Regions from separate parts of the Homo sapiens genome. Here region 2 is linked to region 1. A link is an interaction called in ENCODE POLR2A ChIA-PET data of the cell type or tissue named here. Cell type or tissue: endothelial cell of umbilical vein. All regions are shown on one strand. Each heading gives the region's core, and the rest is flanking DNA. Links, peaks and the distances in the headings are about the cores only. Region 1 overlaps PPFIBP1 (PPFIB scaffold protein 1). Region 2 overlaps SMCO2 (single-pass membrane protein with coiled-coil domains 2).

Region 1 (4,400 bases), core at 320-4,319:
CAGGTGATTCTGGTGTAGGTGGTCTGTGGACCATACTTTGAGGGACACTTCTCTACCCAGTGAACATGAATGTTCTGATCTGTTTTCTTGAATTCAAAATTCACTTTCCACCAATGACTCCCGTATCTTTTTTTTTTTTTTTTTTTTGAGATGGAGTCTCTCTCTGTTGCCCAGGCTGGAGTGCAGTGGTACAATCTCAGCTCACTGCAACCTCCGCCTCCTGGGTTCAAGCAGTTCTCTGCCTCAGCCTCCCAAGTAGCTGGGATTACAGGCACCCACCACCACGCCTGGCTAATTTTTGTATTTTTAGTAGAGACAGGGTTTCACCATCTTGGCCAGGCTGGTCTTAAACTCCTGACCTCGTGATCCACTCATGTCGGCCTCCCAAAGTGCTGGGATTACAGGCGTGAGCCACCGTACCCGGCCATATCTTTTTTTTTTTTTTTTTTTTTTTAAGAGAGGAAGTCTTGCTATGTTTCTCAAGCTGAAGTGTAGTGGCTATTTACAGGCATGATTACCTGTGAATAACATGCATAGTGCAGCCTTGAAATGCTGTGCTCAAGCAATCTTCACACCTCAAGTACCTGCGATTACAGGCACACGCCACTGCACTTAGCTCGTTCGCATGTGTTTACCTTCCCAATTCTTTGCTAAGCTTCCAGTTCCTATCTCTAATTTCCAACCAGATATCTGTCCAGAAATGTCCTATGGGCACACCAGTATAATCATTTAATGCATTGAGCTCATTATCTTTCCTCAGAATTTACTCTGATAGTCTTCATCTGGGTTCATTTCATAACCCTTCATCCACAGTTTTTCTAAGCCAGAAATCATTTGGTCCAATATTGGTCCGGAATGGACCAGGTCTAATATTTGTATTTTCTGATCTGCCACTTTCTTATCCATCATCTTCATGAGGCCAGCACACCTCACACCAAAGCCCACCAGGCTCTTTTTCTTTCTATACCCCATGATTGGCCTCCTAGTTACGAACTGGACCATGGATATTTACCACTAACTACATGGTTTTAATTTTTGCACCATGTAACTCTGACTTGGAGAGATTTATGTGATTGAATTCTCTTTTTTCTGTTTCTTTTGATTGTTCCTTACTGTGACTAGACTGGTTTACCGCCTTCGGCTTTGGTATTTTTATCTAACATAAATCCCATTGCTCTCTCTGTGATTTTGTTTAACTTAGGTTCTAAGGCTCTGGAATATTCCAATGGGATTTTTGATTGCCAATCTCCCACCTCTCCATTCATGGGAAGTTTGCGAGCTCTGCACCTTGTGGAAGACCTGCGTGGATTGTTAGAGATGATGGAAACAGATGAGAAAGAAGGCTTGAGATGCCAGATCCCAGATTCAACAGCAGAAACGCTTGTTGAATGGCTTCAGAGTCAAATGGTAGGGTCTGCCTGTTCCAAATTCTGTTATAAATCCTTTGTTGCTTATTCCAAAATTTAGAACATAGAATAGCTGATTAGAACAAGAAAAGTTTAGGGCAACACATGTGCTCCGATTTTATTACTTAAGATATCTTAATTTTCTTTTGACTCTAAGGATAACTTTTTAAAAAGTGCTATTAGTGTACATTTTGTAAATACCAACAACAGGTCACCTGATTCTGCCCATAAAAACAGACTGGCTTTTAGATTGTGCCTGAATGACCTACTGTGGCTTAAATCAAATAGTCCTGTAAGGGAAAGAATCTTGCACATGATAGATGATTTCTCAGTCATATTGGGTTATTCACCATAAAGGATCCAATAGCAATTCTAAATGGAAAGCATGATGAAAGACTTTCAAAAAGCAACAGGATTTACAGCAGTATTTGACCGGAAGTGCCATCTAGTGGTTTATGGCAATCATTTCAGTTCCAGTTCCCGAATTAAATTGTGGAGTTGGGCCTTTAACCCATTTATGCGCAGTGTTCCATTATTGGAACGCTAAGCTTGTGGGAGTTATTTATATCCTGCTCAAAGTCATCGCCAAGGTCTCATTTAAAAAAAAAAAATCACAACCTCCAGCATAAATGGGTTAATGGTGTTACTCACTGAACAATGAGGCCGCTTTCTAGGCATCCTTCTCAAAAATTGAAGATGTGGCAGAGCTACCCTTTGTCTGGGCACGGTTGGAAATACTGTGGTTTTAATCTGTGATGAATACATAAAATCTAAAGAATGTCACAAAAACAGATTCAGTGGAGGACAGAGGAAAGGAGATATTTTGTGCTTAAAGGATATTCAATTTTCAGTAAGATGCACTCATATGCTTATGAGTTAACTGTGTTGATATAAAAGCTAATAAGAATTGTATGAAAGAATCGTGATCTACTTTATGATCTGTGGTAGACATGAAAACCGCTTGCTTTGGGAACCTTAAGAGTACATCCTACAGCTAAAACATTTTCATATGATGTGACACAAATATTAGAGCTCCCAGCCAGTCCTGTGCTGAATACTCTGTGTTCCCACCTGGTTTACCTCTGCGTTTCTGAGAGCGAATAGTACAATCTATCCTTTAGTGGGGGTGCAGCTACACAAACTGGAGTTATTTTACTTGTTAAAACACATAATGCCTTACTATTATACTTTCTATTTGCTCTACAGATTTCTCCTCCAGAGACTTAAGGGTCCAGGTTTGCTGATTTCTTTGGGGATTGCTTCATGCTCTGTACTTGGTGTTTCCTGACATATTCCTTAGTCTATTTCAATGTCCTATCTCACCCCTTCTTTACTCCATGTTCTTCTGACCATTTAGCATGCAGTGAAAAAGGAATTTACTATTGTTAGAAGAACGTATTTCTATCCCACACCCAGAGGCCACCAATGGCAATAGTAGCCGAAGCGTACCTGTAGTTCAGCTTTTGACATGTGTCTAAAACATGTCCATTAACATGTGCTTAATCTGTTCTGTGAAAGTATTTTCAGAAATGATAAAAAGTAATGATGGTTACATCTGAATATAAGTTAGATCATGACACTCACTCCTTTTTTCAGAAACTACCAGTGGCATCACATCTTACTCAGAGTAAAAACCACAGTGCTTACTGTGGGCTGCAAGGCCTCGTAGGATTTGCCCCCCATGACTTTCTGACTTCATCTCTTGTCACACATCTCCTTATTCGCTCCACGCCAAGCACAGTGGCTTTTTCACTGATTCTTAAACATGCCAGGTACACTGGCCTCAGAGCCTTTGCACTGGCTTTTCCAGGCACTGGCTTTTCACTCTGCCTGGAAAGCTCTTTCGCCAGATATTTGCATGGCTAGCTCCCTCACATTCTCCTGGTGTTTACTCAAAAGTCATGCTCTCAGTGAGGCCTTGTATCACCACCCTAACTAAAATTATACCCATTTATTCCTTGTCTTACATCTCCCTGCTTATTTTGTTCTTAGCATTCACCATTTTCTTATGTGCAATGTGTTTGTGATGTTTATATCATTTATTTTCTGTCTTTCCAATTGGAATGTAAGCATCAGGAATCAGATTTTTGCCCTTATTTTAAAAAAATTACTGTATCCCTGGTGCTTAGAAGAATGCCTGGCTCAGTAGTTATATTTGTAATGAATGATGCTCCATGAATGATAAAGTGGATTGCATGTTTGAATGAATGGAAGTTGTTTTAAATTTATTCTTTGGATGGGTAATGGCTTGTTGATCTGTGTTTTCAGTTGCTTTGTGTCTTATTATTTGACATTTTAACCTTGAGAATCCACAAAATGACAAATATTTTACAGAACTAATGAAGATTCCGTTTTTATCCTAAAAGTAACAATAACAAAATAAACTAGATGTAGATCCAGAGAGATAAGGAATTTTTGTTGTTGTTGCTAAATTTATTTTTATCCATCTAACTTATCTATATGAATTCCTCACCTTGCCCCCAACCTTCCAAATTAAGTGTGTTTTCTCAAGCACACAGAGAATGACAGGATGAAAGAAGAAAGACAGCAAAAGGCAAAAAACAAAGCAAGAAGAAGAGAGGAGGGCTGGCTGTTTGGAACCACAAAAGCATAGGTGTGAAATTAAGTTGTCACCACACACCTACCACGATAGACTTTATTTTAGAACCAAAAAGCAACTTGGGCCAGCATTGGGAATCCAACAAGTAGAAGATTATATACTTATAATTTAGTAATTTGCTGATAATATTAAATTTTTCCAATTTAATATTTCAGAAGTTGGGATGTGTTTTATGATCTTAAAATGGGTATATGTATACATTTTAGCTCGGATCCTTCCTCCCTTCCTCTCTCCCTTCTTTCCTTTTTTTATTAATAAGGTACTTAGAATAGTCAAATTTTAGAGACAGAAAGTAGAAGGGTGACTGCCAGGAGCTGAGGGGAGTGGGGAATGGGAAGATAATACTTACTGCACATAGAATTTCAGTTTTGCTA
Region 2 (4,400 bases), core at 330-4,329, 170 kb before region 1:
CTGTTATGACAGCAAAAGGGAGAATACATATTGGGAAATAAGTAGCATAAACCTATCACAAGTTCTCATCTGCCTTGAAATTAAATACCACAAATCTAAAATTAATTTTAACTATTTTTAAAATTAGATCTAAATCATATGTAACATGTATTACCAATTCCCAGCTGCGTGACTTTTCTGTGAGACCATCTTTATCTGTAAAATGGAGACAATGATAGCAACCACATGAGACTATTTTGAGAATTAAATGAGTTAATATATGCAAGGTGTTTAGGACAGTTATTGGTACTTAATAAATAAGAGTTGACCCTTGCACAATGCCGGGGTTAGGGGCACCAACCCCACACACAGTCAAAAATCCAGGTATAACTTTCGACTCCCCAAAACTTAACTACTAATAGCCACCTGTAGACCAGAAGCCTTATCAATTACATAATCAGTAAATTAACACAGATTTTGTACGTTATTTGTATTATATACCATATTTTTACAGTAAAGTAAGCTAGTGAAAAGAAAATGTCATAAAGAAAATCATAAGGAAGAGAAAACATATTTACTATGTTGGAAGTGAATCATAAAGGTGAGTCATAAAGGTCTTCATCCTTGTGATCGTCAGGTTGAGTAGACTGAGGAGGAGAAGCCGGGGGTTGGTCTTGCTGTCTCAGGGGTGGCAGAGGCAGAAGAGGTGGAGGACGTGGAAGGGAAGGCAGGAGAGGCAGGCACACTCGGGGTAACTTTTATTTTCAAAAACCCTCATATAAGTGGACTCTCGCAGTTCAAACCCGTGTTCTTCAAGGTTTGACTGTTCTACAAAAGCCTTAGCTCTGTTATGCAAAGGAAAGGAAATGAGACTCACAGGGCTTATCTTGGAAAACCCACACCAGTGCCCAGAAACCACTGCTTCCTTTTCCAACAGCCCAGAAACCATGTCCTGACATCAATTTCAAGCCAGGTTTCAGAAAGGAAGACACGGTTTCTGTGCAAGGGCATGATATGACCAAGTCAGTCCTGGCACAGAAATCCTCACTAGCTCCCTTCTGCCAGTGTGCTTGCCTGCCTTCCTGTCTTTTTCCCTTTTCTTTCCTCCTTTCTGAAATCCAGAAACCACCCCGCATGTTCACGTGCCTGATATAAAATGGTGTAGTATTTGCATATAACCTATGCACATCCTCCTATGTATACTTTAAATCAGTTCCAGATTACTTCTAATACCTAAGACAATGTAAATGCTATGTCAATATTATATTGTATTGTTCTTAAACTTTTATTATTTTATTGTTGTATTGTTATTTTATATTGTTGAAGATATTTTTTAGCTTTTAGGTTCAGGAGTACATGTGCAGGTTTGTTACGCAGGTAAATTGCATGTCACGGGGGTTTGGTGTACAGATTATTTCATCATCGAGGTAATAGCATAGTACTCAATAGGTAGTTTTTCAATCCTCCTCCTCCTCCAGCCCTCCACCTTCAAGTAGTCCCCAGCGTCTGTTGTTCCCTCCTTTGTGTTCATGTGTACTCAATGTTTAGCTCCCACTTACAGGTAAGAGCATGCAGTATTTGGTTTTCTGTTTCTGTGTTAGTTCGCTTAGGGTAACGTTTAAAATATTTTGGATCCACAGAACCCACGGATAAGGAGAGTTGGCTGTATAGATATGACGATGAATATTTACTTATATAAATGTGTCTTCCACCATTGCCTTCTCTTCTGTTTAATTGGTTAAAACATTCATTGAATTACAATTACTTTCATACAATACGATTTGTCAGACAAACTTTCTTTTCCTCAACTTCTAGATAACTTTAAATCCCTTGCCTTGGCATTTAAGAAAGCTCCCCTTCCCTGGAAATCTTTCTTCCCTCTTCTTCATTCATCAGAACAATATTTGATTCAGGTCTCTTTTACTGTGTGAAGCTCTTGGAAAGTATTAGAAAATCCAGGCTACCCTTCTGTAGGCATTCTTTCCATAATGGTTTCTCTACAATCCTGTAGCACTTACATAAACCATTATTTGCAGTCAGCATGCTACTAACTATTGTTGTTATTTATCTTTATCTAAACTGAAGTTAAAGACTGTTTGGACATCCTTTTATCCTCTGCCTTACTTAGCGCAGAGCCTTAGATTTGTAACTGATGAACATTTGGTAATAGAGATGAGGTTGCTATTACCACCACGTAAGGGGATTTCACAATGATGTTTTTTTCCTAAATATCTATGAAGCCCTGTAGGAACTACCTGCCCTAATTTCGTTCATTCGACGTGCTAACAATTTCTATAGTTCCAGCTCTGACATCACTCTTGCTTAGAGTCTAACGGGAGAGTTTCAGCTTCCAAGAACTTTCTTTACTATCATAGGAAATGACACAGTTTCTCTCCCTCCCCCTTACTCCCTTTCTTTTTCTTTCTTTGAACTCAATTTCCTTAAAAACAGTGATTTTATCATTTTACTAACGGGCTAGAAGCCAGGGACTTCCCAGATGTACAATGAATAATATTCTCTTTCTCCCGGAGGTCAAAATCTTCGCCGCCTGAGGTTTTATGTATTTGACTCCTCCAGACAGTCATTTCTCTTTTTAATGCCTACTCTGTTCCAGGAGCTTTATGTACAATAAAGCCACTGCATACCTACAGTAAGCTGCAAGGTAGCTATTGTTTCCCCATTTTATTAATGACAGAAGTGAAGCTCGGAGGTATTCAGTAGTGTGCAGATATCTGTCTGTACTGGCACAGTTTAAAAAGAGGCACATTCAAACCAGAGTAGCCTACTTAACTACTAGTTTCACAATAGTAATTGAGAGTAAATTAAAATATTACAAACCCCTCCAGGGAAAGGTACTCATTAAAAGGTTTAGATTCCTGTGGGAATATAAATCAACACATATTTACTCCCCTCTAAGTTTACTTCCTGAAATCTCTGGGCCCTCGGCGAAGCCTTTTGCTAACACATTTAGGGCTTAGGGTTTTCTCTGGGATCCCATATCCTTCTTAAGTGTCACGTCTCAGGACTCATTGAGCAGGGGGTGGCCTGGTGGCTGGCAGGTGGGACAAGCTGGGACTACACCATCCCTCCTGCTGGAGTGGAGCAGATGTTGGGGTTAGAGCCAGCTGCCGGCCTGGGACGAAGTCTGTTTCTGCAGCACCAAGAGGTTACATCACTGGATGAGAAGAGGTGGCTCAGGAAAGCTGTCAAGGTCAAGGTCACGAGATCCAAGATGCGACTATGAGGATGCCCTGTGTTTGTGGGTGCTGCTGTTTGTGATTCTTCCCGTAGGCTGGGAACTTCACTTAGGTTCTCTACCATCTTTATTTCTTTATGTCTTTCTTTATTTTTTGAGACAGAGTCTCGCTTGTGTTGCCCAGGCTGGAGTGCAGTGGCATGATCTCGGCTCACTGCAGCCTCTGCCTCCAGGGTTCAAGCAATTCTCCTGCCTCAGCTTCCAGAGTAGCTGGGATTACAGGTGCCCACCACCACGTCCGGCTAATTTTTGTGTGTTTTTAGTAGAGACGGGGTTTCACCACGTTGGCCAGGCTGGTCTCAAACTCCTGACCTCAAGTGATCTGCCCGCCTCAGCCTCCCGAAGTGCTGGGATTACAGGTGTGAGCCACCGTGCCAGGCTTCTCTATAATCTTTGAAAAGGGCTTACCAAAGCACAATCCATGAAGCACAATGCTTTGAGCACAGAAAAGGCTCTGGGGTCAAATAAGTGCGAGAAACAAATGCACTGTTCCCAACCCACCACGGAAATTGGATGACTAACAGCTCTCAAACTATGAAAATAAGCAAACAAACAAACCAACAAAACCTTGTAATCAACAAGCCATACCACAAGCAGTTAAAATATGAATATGTAATATGCAATGTGTCGTGAGAAATCCTGAGAAATCTTTATTAAAAAGAAGGAGAGAGATAAGATGGCAGCCCAAATGCAGAGTGAAGAAATCATTTTTTCCTAAAAGAGAGAAAACAGAAGCAGGTTTTAATACAGAAGCAAAGCAACAGTGCGGAGGCAGAGCCTGAGGATGTCAGAAGTATACTTATACATCTGTTTCCTCAAAGAAATTGGGAGCTCCCAGTGGAATCCCAGCAGAGGCACTCAAGCAGAGGTTTTGAAATTGCGAACAGCGTTTATAACTAATGGAATAGAATCCCCAAAAACCAACAAGGGTCTGAACGAAGGGAGCCTTAGGAAAGAGAGTGCACACATGCTTTCTCTGAGATAGAAGGGGAGTGGGAGATGATGAGGGAAAACACGGGAATATTTTGAATGGAAAAAAGGCTGCACACAGGAGTTGTTTGGCAGTGGAGAGAAGATTCTCATCAGCTGGCCTTGATCAGTGCAGTAAGGCAGAGGCGAGGTCACCGCCCACAGAGGGAGCTGGCAGCATTCAGGGGCTGGCAGA

Evidence for each region. ChIA-PET counts read pairs that join two places held together with the same protein. Peaks named below come from ENCODE experiments on the same cell type or tissue, not always from the same donor. Only the 100,000 strongest peaks of a DNase experiment are listed, where the experiment ranks them.
Region 2: POLR2A ChIA-PET joins it to region 1 with 8 read pairs; 2 of 35 experiments call an interaction of 5 or more read pairs at or near these places.

The regions. Positions count from the first base shown.
Region 1 is chr12:27,633,709-27,638,108 of GRCh38, forward strand. It overlaps PPFIBP1 (PPFIB scaffold protein 1), which reads left to right. Exons shown (of 30, transcript NM_003622.4): 4 at 1,202-1,407. Among named protein-coding and RNA genes, the nearest start is that of REP15, 61 kb to the right of the region's middle. In endothelial cell of umbilical vein, for the core only: CTCF peaks have their summits at 1,853 (motif pointing left) and 2,061; a DNase peak (open chromatin) is centred at 1,823.
Region 2 is chr12:27,459,951-27,464,350 of GRCh38, forward strand. The region is part of intron 1 of SMCO2 (single-pass membrane protein with coiled-coil domains 2); the gene reads left to right. Among named protein-coding and RNA genes, the nearest start is that of SMCO2, 15 kb to the left of the region's middle. In endothelial cell of umbilical vein, for the core only: no CTCF peak of the experiment used is centred there; DNase peaks (open chromatin) are centred at 901 and 2,421; H3K4me3 peaks cover 254 bases; H3K27ac peaks cover 3,020 bases.